Linked DNA regions of Homo sapiens: all the other regions are linked to region 1. A link is a loop called in an ENCODE intact Hi-C map of the cell type or tissue named here. Cell type or tissue: endothelial cell of umbilical vein. All regions are shown on one strand. Each heading gives the region's core, and the rest is flanking DNA. Links, peaks and the distances in the headings are about the cores only.

Region 1 (3,361 bases), core at 325-2,824:
ATTACATATATTTCTGTAGACACTTCCTAAAGTAGCTATGTAGGCACCCACCATACCCATTGTGTTAAATCACTTTTAGAAGGCACTCTACAGACATACAATACATGACTGAAGTTTCTCAGTCATCTGAAGGGCATAACTTTTGTGTTTACTCTTGTTTATGGTTTACATAATGAACTGCATAGAACAAAGTAAACTTCAAACTCAGGTTATAAACACACCTTATAGACCTAATCAAAATGCCTCCAGAGTACTAAAATCTATAGCTATGATTTTACTCATTTTCTGTTTATTTAACATCCAATTGGAGCTATGAAAATAAAGAAAGATTTCTTGGCATTTTTTCATAACCTATCATCTACTGATACTCAACTGCGATGTTCATTTACAATTACTATTTTTACTTGGCTTTATAAACGCAATCCACTGGATTTGCAGGCAAAATTGAATCTGGCTAAAAATACTTAGGACTCTCACTTAGGGAAATTAGGAGGAATATTGTAGCATTCCACTGGTGTGATATTTCCTGCGAATACACCAAAGGCAGAAAAGGGCTATCCTGAAAAACTGTATTTATTAAAGTAACCAGTAAAATAAGCTAATCCTGGGACTGTGGTAGGCATATAATTCCTATGATTGTTAAAACAAAATATAAATTGTTTTTCTAATACTTATTGTCTGTGAAAAAAATGAAAATTGTAAAATAATAGATAAACCATTCAAAAGTACTATGTAGCTCTTATAAAAGATTATTCTTGAAAACAATGCCTAAAGGTTAAGACATTATTCAACCCATGTAACTTTTTTAATGCTGTTATTGTTTAAAATAATGTATCTATTAAATTTTACTCTAGTGTGGGCATTTGCTTTAACTTTTGAGATGTATTTTTCTCATTATATACTACCTTAAAATGTGAATTATTTCACATAATTTGCAATCTTTTCAATAATCATTATTTTAATGGATGTAATTTTAATGATTTTTAGGCATTTAGTTTAAGTGCAATTCAGAGTTACAAAGAAATAATATTTATTTTAAAACAAATATAAACTTTTCAAACAAGTGTACTCATTCTGGCCTAATATAAGTATATGCTTTCAAAGCTTTCTTTTCTCTGTCACTGTTTCTACAGACTTGAGTCAGTGAAGAATGAAGTGGCTATTTTTTGGTTGAAAAGAATTTTTTTTTTTTTTTACAAAATCAGGAAAAAGTAATCTCTTATAAAATGAATAACAGACTACTTAAAAGTGTACCTTTATTTTGTAGTTGTTAACATTTCCAGATTTAAAGAGAATATTGCATTTTATGAGACACTTAGGAGAACACAAAAAGTGCTCTTTAATGTTATTGAAAGATGTATATTCAAAATATCTTGGAATGAATTTCAAGAAAAGCAACAGATCGTAGTGTTTACATGATTTACAATCTCTCAGCAGATTTCAACTAATTAATAGCTAATATTTGCAGCTAACGCAGGCAAGCATCTGTCTTTTGAAAAGTCCTTGTGGTCCTTTTCACCTTAGCTCAGACTTGAAGAAATTCATTGTATAAGCAAGTATCAAGTAATGTGGCCCTCTGGTGGAAAACTAAGTATCACGTTCTGCAGCACAATGTAAGATAGTAAACTAGAAGCTATAAAATATTTGTTACAAAGCTTTACAGACCTTCCAAAAATCATCCTGTGAGCTTAATTAATATCCTGACACCTGAAGGGTACTCTGGTACTGGTATGACGTAACTAATATGAAAATCTTATCTCTTTACTCATCCTTCAATCATGTTCCAAATAATAATAAATTCTCAGCATCTTTTAGCTTAACACAACATGCTCAGTTTGCTATGAATACATTTTTCATATTCAATAAAACAAGCTTATTTGTTTTAAGGAAGCACTGAGGAAAACAAAACTTACCTGCTGTTGTTGCAGATGCAGCAGTTCTACTGTGCTTACTTCAGAGCTGGTGTCACCACTTGATCTTCCATCTCTGCTGCCAGCATCTAATTGGCTGCTTAGAGTGCTCATTCCATTTTGATTCATTGAACTGTTGCTTATTGTCTCTGTCGCAGATTCCTGCATCATGACTTAATACCTAAAAGTGATTAAGAAGTATCAATTAACACACGTTACACCTTCACACTTCCATTATCAAGATGTCCCTCTCTGCCAATTACAGAGACAGCATCTTTAGAAGAGGGGGAAGAAAAAAGCCTTGAATAGTCATTTACCAAGGAAAGCAATACAAATTCAGCTTTCATCCAGATGCTAATCATTGAAATTATGGTTTCTATAAGCAATTTTTGTGCGGTTACATTTAACAGCCAAAGTAACATACCATGCATATAGCATGGTCAATAGCATTTATGAATGACCACATTTTAAAATCTACCTATAAAACCAGTTTAAATGAAGGCATGATTGCACACTCTGTTCTGTTTCCTATTATCTACCTTTGACAACCATGGATGACTATACAGCCTTATTTTAAATATTCACTATCTTGATTCTGTCAGAATTTTACAGCACATCTTATGCAAGGCTGTTGTTTAATGATGCACAGCTAATCATACAAAATTAAAATTTTGTAAGGGTGTTACAAATCATATGGTACCAACCAATGATAAATAGTATAATGGGTTTCTTTTTTTGTGACTAAATAAAATTTTGCCTTGGAGGCATTTTAAGAAAAAGCTCCTGCTGCAAACACGTCAGATATTGCCTATTTTTTTAATCAAACAGCTCATATTCATTTATTTTTCTGACATTTAAAACATTTAATACTGTCCTTCCTGGGAAGTAATTAAGCTTATGCATGAGCAGCAATCAAACTGTTCACTTGAAGATGACTTAAAACTCAATTTTAACATAGGCAAATAAATGAAAGATATAAAATTAATTTTCCAGGCATGTATAAGATATGAAAGCTGGAAATAAAATCTATCAAGAATATCACTAATGATTGTGCTAAAAACAGCATAAATTATGCATATTACCTTCTCTACAGTAATAAATGTTTTATCATTTTCACTGCATAAATATACTGTACTTTCAGGATAGCAATGAGATGTCCTGCCAAGATCAGTGGAAATCCTTGCAGTAAATAAAGAACCAATGTGCTCTTACAAACCAGAATTTCACAGTACATCCTGAATCTGTGGTTTAGAAAGATCATTTTTGGCTCTCAAAGACCTCTGAATCCTGTGCCATAACCTAATGGATGCACTTCTCTGTTTTACTTCTATGGACAGAATTGCAGAAACAACCTGGCTGTGCTGTGACTTTAACAGTAATACCAGACAGTGGACTTACCCTAAAGGACAGTAAACTTATCACTCAATCTAATTTGTTTTTTACATGATTTC
Region 2 (3,361 bases), core at 274-2,773, 240 kb before region 1:
ATATCTTGACTACAGTTCATAAATGGTTTAGAGACCTGTAACAGTAGTAAAAATTATAACAACTTATTCCATCATGAATATTCTTATTGCACCATACAAACCAACCTGTGATAATGACCCATAAGATGTAGATTCATCTTAGACACTGCTTTATGCCCAAGAGAACATTAGTAGTACTAAGAATCTGTAGAGGACTGCTGGAACAATAATGATATGGCATTTGAGATCATCTAAAAAATGTATTAAAACCGATTTTGATAAACTTTGTCATATTATGAACGTGGTATAATTTAACTCCACTTAAATTTGTATTTTCAACTTATACAACAGTAAAAACTTCGGAAAAATTCTAAATTTAAGAAGCATATTAATATAGATTCTTCCCTTTAGAGAGTCTGTTAACCACACTTACATGTGCGGCTGAGGTGAGCAGCCCGGACTACTGTTTCCATTGCTGTCAATGTGATCCAGAGAACCATTGAGGTCTTCGTGGACGGCCTGCAGTAGGCCACTGGATGCATTATTTATCAGTCCAGGATTACTTAGCAAAGGTAAACTGCTCTCTGCCAAGGCAGCCTAGTGAAATGAAGATTGTGTAAAACAACTTTCAAAATGGCATTTAAAATAATTTTTAAAACATGTATCTTCTTTTAATGGGTTCCAATAAGGAAATAGATATTTTAGAAGGATTAAAAGAAAATGTATTGAAAAAAAATTCCTAACTGGCTACTTGTGGCAGAGATGCAAGGAAATTAAGTGCGATGTGAAAATATAAACAATCGTCCTTGCAGCAAACTTTCTCACTCATGTTTCAACCTTTGGCATAATGAAATGTTGAATCCACACATGTAATGAAATACTCCAGTTTAATATAAGCAGTTGCTCTGCTTTTTAAAAATGACCAGAACTTAACTCAAAATAAAGAAGTCCTGACATTTGCCTCCTCTGCATAAAAATTATATATTATAATTAAACTTTAAAGTTTTTGCCACAAGCACCATGTTCCCCAACACTATGATGTGAAATCATTTATGACAGCCTGGATAAATATTAATGCATAGCCACATGCACTTGCAAAAGCTTCTATCAATCTAGCATTTGCAGAAAAACCGAATGTTCCAGATTTTGCCACAGGGTGTCCTTCTTGCTTCTTCACATCAAAAGTAGCTTGAATTAGAACCAGTGCTGTCTATAGTACTAGGTACTACAACTTGGATGATAAACCAACTATTAAGAACAATCACAATCTCACCTAAATACAAAGACATGCCAAAAAAAAAAAAAAAGCCCTAAACATTCAAATACAACAAAACTGGGAAAGTACATTACCTGCAAACTGGCATTAAGAGCTGCTCCATAGCCTAAACTGGTAGGTATATTTTTTACTAAGGTTGGACTTCTGAAAAAAAAAATATATAAAGATCATTTATACGTCAAAATATAAAACGTGGATATCAATAGTCTCAGCTATAAAGGTATGTTCTGGCTTGTCTCACACTAATAGTCCATACTGGATGTATATAAGGCCACAAAAATAAGGTAATAGAGTTCAAATATATAACCCTTTACATAATACATATTAACTTGATCCAGGAATATAAGAAATGAAACTTTAGACTATGGTGTGCAGGCAAAGTGAGACATGACCTTGAGGATCCTTAAACCTGTTTCTAGTTGTGTGAAGGTTTCATTTGCAAGAACAGCAACATTCATACAAAATTTTTAAAATGTAAATATACAATACAATTACCAATTTGATGCAATCAGGAAATAATTAATGGTTAATTTCTAGAACACCATGAATTAACATAACAAATTACCATAGTTAATTAAATGACAACATAATAGATTAACTATTTCTTGAATGCAGATATTAGCACATACTTGACTATAGAAATCAAAAGTCAAGGGCCAATAGTAGATAAAATACATTAAAGTCATCTCTTCATATTAGGCAGTAGAAGTTTGGGGGAATAAGTAAATTCTACATGGAGTTAATTAAGCACAAAATGTGTTTTACTATATTTTGGACTTAAGTTTGGCAGTCTTGTTCTCTATAAAACAAACAAAATTCAAACTTCCCAGCCAGTAATTTTCTCACACTAGTATACCTTGGTCATCTCAACAGCACTGTACAGAAAACCATCACAGTTGGAGTAAAAGCAAGGTAGGTCCAAATGATAAAGTTTGTCTTGGAAAATGAGAGTATTTGAGAAAGAAATAGCCTTATTTTTTTATAAAGTCTTCTCATAAATTCTTCATAAAAAGGTACTTTCAGGATTACCAGTATATGCAAAATTAGCCTCATTTTTAAAAAGCCTTTTAGCTTCTACTGGAAGCTACTGTATTGTATAAAAACAGGAAGTGTCTCTCTCTCTCTAGAAAGCATGTTCCATCTTGAAAAACAATTTTTTGATACACGTAGAAATGCTGAATTGATGAAAATAGTAACCAAAACAGTCCTGTGATGATTTTTACGGAAAAAATTGATAGGCTACTGTTGATTTATGCCACCTACACCTAGATTCAAAATGCAGTTCATTGCCACGAGAATGTTAGCATGCCATTAAGCTAACTGTCTCCCCACCCCAGCCCCAACTTAAAGTATTTACTTTTCCTGGTGGATGCAGGATACAGGATTACAAAACTATCACAAACATACCCTGTTATCTTTTGTGACCTTCGCTTCTGGTATTCTACTTCATCCACAGTCCATACTGCTCCTTTAACATTTTCTACTCGAACAAAACACTTGTGCAGGCTAAGATTATGACGTACTGCATTCTAAAGCAGACAGAAGAGAAGAAAAAATGGCAAAAATAATATTGTCTAATAAGGCAGCCCAACATACTACATTATTGATCTTACTTAATCAGAGTGAAAAATCTTAACATGTTTAAGTATTAAAATCAAAATATGGCATGATATTACAAACCTCAAACTTACAAATTACTGGAATCTGCAGTTTGAACTTTGTGATAAGAGAACCTTCCAAGCTATTTTAATAATAGCTGTGTCAAAACCTTCCTTTCATTGAACTGGTCTAAATTGCAATATCTGTACAAATTACAGTATCTTTGAAAATGCCAGAACAATTAGGTCAGCTCTGTTGTGTCCCTGATCAAGCACTCAGGGATGGTTGAAATGTCCAAAGGAACCAGTCCTGCTTGAGGTATTAAAATGCTAAAAAGGCTACAGTGACAAGTGTTAATTTTGCACAAAGCTTTATGCAAATAAGCTCAAAGGCATTCTTTTCATCCCTATAATAATGAAATGACAGAGTTTGTTTATTCTGTATTATTAGATGACATATGCAAGTTACAGTGTAACGTTCTGCCTGCACAATAAGACACACTTAGAT
Region 3 (3,361 bases), core at 274-2,773, 1.4 Mb before region 1:
CCTAAGGTTAATATACTACAGAGTATAGATGGGTGTTTCTCAACATTTCCAATGGTGATTTGTTATTCAATGTTACTTTTCAATGTTATGAACTTTTGTTGTTTTCTGTTCTTCCTGGGCATTTGGGTATAGGGCTGGAATGGGCTGTATTGGGGAATGCTAGTCAAATGCCATTTTATGCTAGCAATCTCTTCAAAGATGATCAGAAAGAAACTCAGAGGTAAGAGGAAAAGGAGAGCAATAGAGATGTATGTACTGATTCTGCACCTCCTGTGAAATCCTTCTTGAATGATACATATTTTAAGGTGTAATTTATATGTTTGTGAAAATTCAAAGTTAATGAAGAACATAAAATACAAGTCAATGCTTACATGTTTGACTATGTCTTGGTCACAGATTTTTTTAAAAGGGCCTCCACAATCCTACTTAAGATGCTCTGAATCACTAGTCTATTTTAAAATGTCCTCCACATTTTCCTTAACATTTTTATAAGCAATTTTCATTGTCTTTATTAGTTCCTCCTTATTTAAATTTTTCTTCTTCATTCTTTCTTAAAGACATTTTAAAATGAGCTCAATATATCAGCCTTCTTAGTGCAATAATTAATTCTTTGCTTCCTCTCATTTATTAGTTACCCTATTTTTTCTTCTGTTTCTGTCTTCCCCCGATACATCGGTTCTACACTTTTAAATTCTTCTTATAACAGATCGAGTCAGAGTTTTTTTAATTTTTTACTTATATTTTATTGGTTTTGTTCTTCTATTTATAAATATACTTTCTGTTGGGAGGGGGTTGAGTGAAAATATATGGTAAAATTGACTATTATGCTCTAAGTTGGGTTATTTTTTCTATTACTTTTCACAATGTTTAATGCTTACTATTAAAAAGGTGGTTCTTCTATTCCCTTTATTCTGTGACTTTTCTCAGGGACCTCCATGATGCCTCAGGACACCAATTAACCCTATCTATAACTACAGTAAAAAGAATCATTGATATATTAAGACAGGTTGAGGATCAATTAAAGATGGTGATTTTTTAAAAGTAAGACTGTCCCTTCATTCCCACTGCAATACACAACTTTGTGTTCGATCTTTACCTTTTAGGGCCTTAATTTTATCTTAGAAGAAGACATAATTTAATATTAGAAGAAAAGACAAATATGTTTTTAAGTATGCATAGTAATACAAATAAATGGTAAAATACTGTGAAATGGAGGTTTATGTCGGATCTTCTGATCCTTTTATATAAGCTTATGCATTCATGTTTTGCAAATAGCTCTTTCAATCAGATAAAATTTGTTCTTGTGAATGAAATCACTAATTCTTAAGAAATCTGATTAACACAAGGGGGCAGCATGGTATAGTAGAAAGAGCACTGGGCTTAAGAGTCAAGAGCCTGAGTTCTAGTCTCATCTATTGACAGATGGAAAGGGAGTAACCACTTGAATATTTTCTAGGGGGTACTTGAGGAGGAGCTTTTTCTCTTCATCTCTAAAATTAGGGGTACTGACTATATAATCTAAAGGATTCCTTCAAACTCTAAGCATCTATGCCGAATTTGCCTTTTTTTAATAAATAGTTTTTACAAAGGTAGAAGAGAATTAAAGCAAAGTCCAAATTCGCAGTGGTAAGATTTAAATTAAATGAACATGTTTTCATCTTTATAATGCATGAGGGGGTAGAGCGAGCTCCTTCCTGCCACCCCTGCCCCCACCCCCAAGAGGGAATATTGAACATTGTAGCAGTTGAGCTGACTCTGAGTCAAGGAGGGCTCAGTGAAATGGTCACAACAACTGCAAATTTGAGGTGACTATAAAAACTCTAAAAAAGCTTTGCCTCAGCTATGGCTTAGTTGTATGTTATGCTGACAGGGCAATTGTGAACTCTTCATTCTCCAAGAGGCTAGCAAGCTGTTGGTAAGGGACATAGGGAACTGTCAAAAAGAGAAACCCATGGGAGATCCCATCATTGTTCATCAGCACAGTCAACTGAAGTCACTGTTGGTGCTGATACAAAGTTATAAAAGCCACTGGCGGGAACCAGCGATGAGAAATTCTTTGGGGAACTCTCTTTCATTGGTATTTTTAGATTGAGTTGTGTACTATGGAGGACCTTTCAAAGTTTCTGGTCTGTTCTACCAGTCCAATATATCCCTTTCATGTGGTGAGTAATTTGCTGAGAGAAGTAATTTTATTTGGATTCTAACCTAAAGTTGGTGATCATATTGTCTGCCACATGAACTTACACTACTGATGGTTACTGATTTGATCAGGAGTTAACCATCAACTCAATGAGAGTCAATCCATGAAACAGCTAGGAACTTATGAGGTGGTTTGGAATTGAGTTATTCCCAAGAAGAAAGATCATTAATTGGCCAAAATCAATAAAAGTCTACTTCTTTGTAATTTGAACTAGAGATATGGAGAAAATATCAACATGTTGGTAGCAGAAACATAAGCTAAAAGACCATAGAGAAAAGGCAACATGTAATTGCTAGAAGGGAGAAAATGGCATAATTAAGGATAAATTCTAAATTAGTATATGCTGTGAAGTAGAAAAACATCATCACACAGTAAAAGTAATGTTTTTAGTTGGCAGGTGCAGAAGAAAAACATACAGATCAACTGAGAGACCACATGAGAAAAAATCATTAATTACCACTGTCGGGGGGGTGAGCAACAAGGTAATGCAGTCACTGGTTCAACTTTGGATACTTCCACTACCTGAGTGCATTCCGATTTCAGAGAAAATTAATGACAACCAAAATATAAAGAGTCAACTATGACTCTTTTCCCTGTGTTCTTATGAAGACTGATTACATGGCTAAGATTCCTATTCCTGTCTTAATTATTCTCACACACTTCCTTGAAATAAATTGTTTTGTTTGAGCTAACAAAAGCAAATTTATACAATACATCATGACTATAAATTGATCTCAAAAGATGCAAAAGCAAGTTAAAAATTCATATGAGGTAAACAAAATTCAATCAGATAGCATTTTAAATATCAGTTAAAAATGTATGGTTCAAGAATGAAGTTGTTCAGAATTCTGTCAAGTTCAAAGGTCTTTAAGCATTTAGTAAGGCAGGTTTATAAAGAGCAAAAGAAATGCAAAATCCAATCAAGTGATTAGCTAGGTGTTCCAATACTATATTATTTTCTTTCAGCTCCAAATCTATTTCTTCCCATGCTTCATGGTAATGATACAACCCAGGTAACATTTACTTTGCCAAGTTGCAAAATGCTAGGCATTATCAATAGAGGGCACTGGAAAGATCTGGCAAGGCTGTAATAAAGGAAGATACCTCTCTTTGGGGTTCTGGTCTTCCATTATTATTATTCAGTGCAAAATTTCAGGAGCT

The links. Peaks named below come from ENCODE experiments on the same cell type or tissue, not always from the same donor. Only the 100,000 strongest peaks of a DNase experiment are listed, where the experiment ranks them.
Region 2: it touches region 1 in a loop (15-fold over the local background); 18 of 110 quality-filtered maps call a loop at or near these places.
Region 3: a loop joins it to region 1, with 2.3 times the contacts of the local background. A loop is called at or near these places in 5 of 110 quality-filtered maps.

What each region holds. Positions count from the first base shown.
Region 1 is chr7:114,425,232-114,428,592 of GRCh38, reverse strand. It overlaps FOXP2 (forkhead box P2), which reads right to left. Exons shown (of 17, transcript NM_014491.4): 2 at 1,914-2,091. The coding sequence starts at 2,081. Among named protein-coding and RNA genes, the nearest start is that of FOXP2, 12 kb to the right of the region's middle. In endothelial cell of umbilical vein, for the core only: no CTCF peak of the experiment used is centred there; a DNase peak (open chromatin) is centred at 1,542.
Region 2 is chr7:114,661,488-114,664,848 of GRCh38, reverse strand. FOXP2 (forkhead box P2) reads right to left here. Exons shown (of 17, transcript NM_014491.4): 14 at 2,663-2,784; 15 at 1,330-1,399; 16 at 413-576. Among named protein-coding and RNA genes, the nearest start is that of MIR3666, 9.8 kb to the right of the region's middle. RefSeq lists an enhancer at 2,826-3,361. In endothelial cell of umbilical vein, for the core only: no CTCF peak of the experiment used is centred there; no DNase peak of the experiment used is centred there.
Region 3 is chr7:115,849,480-115,852,840 of GRCh38, reverse strand. No RefSeq gene overlaps it. Among named protein-coding and RNA genes, the nearest start is that of TFEC, 180 kb to the left of the region's middle. In endothelial cell of umbilical vein, for the core only: a CTCF peak has its summit at 1,339 (motif pointing right); a DNase peak (open chromatin) is centred at 1,350; H3K27me3 peaks cover 196 bases.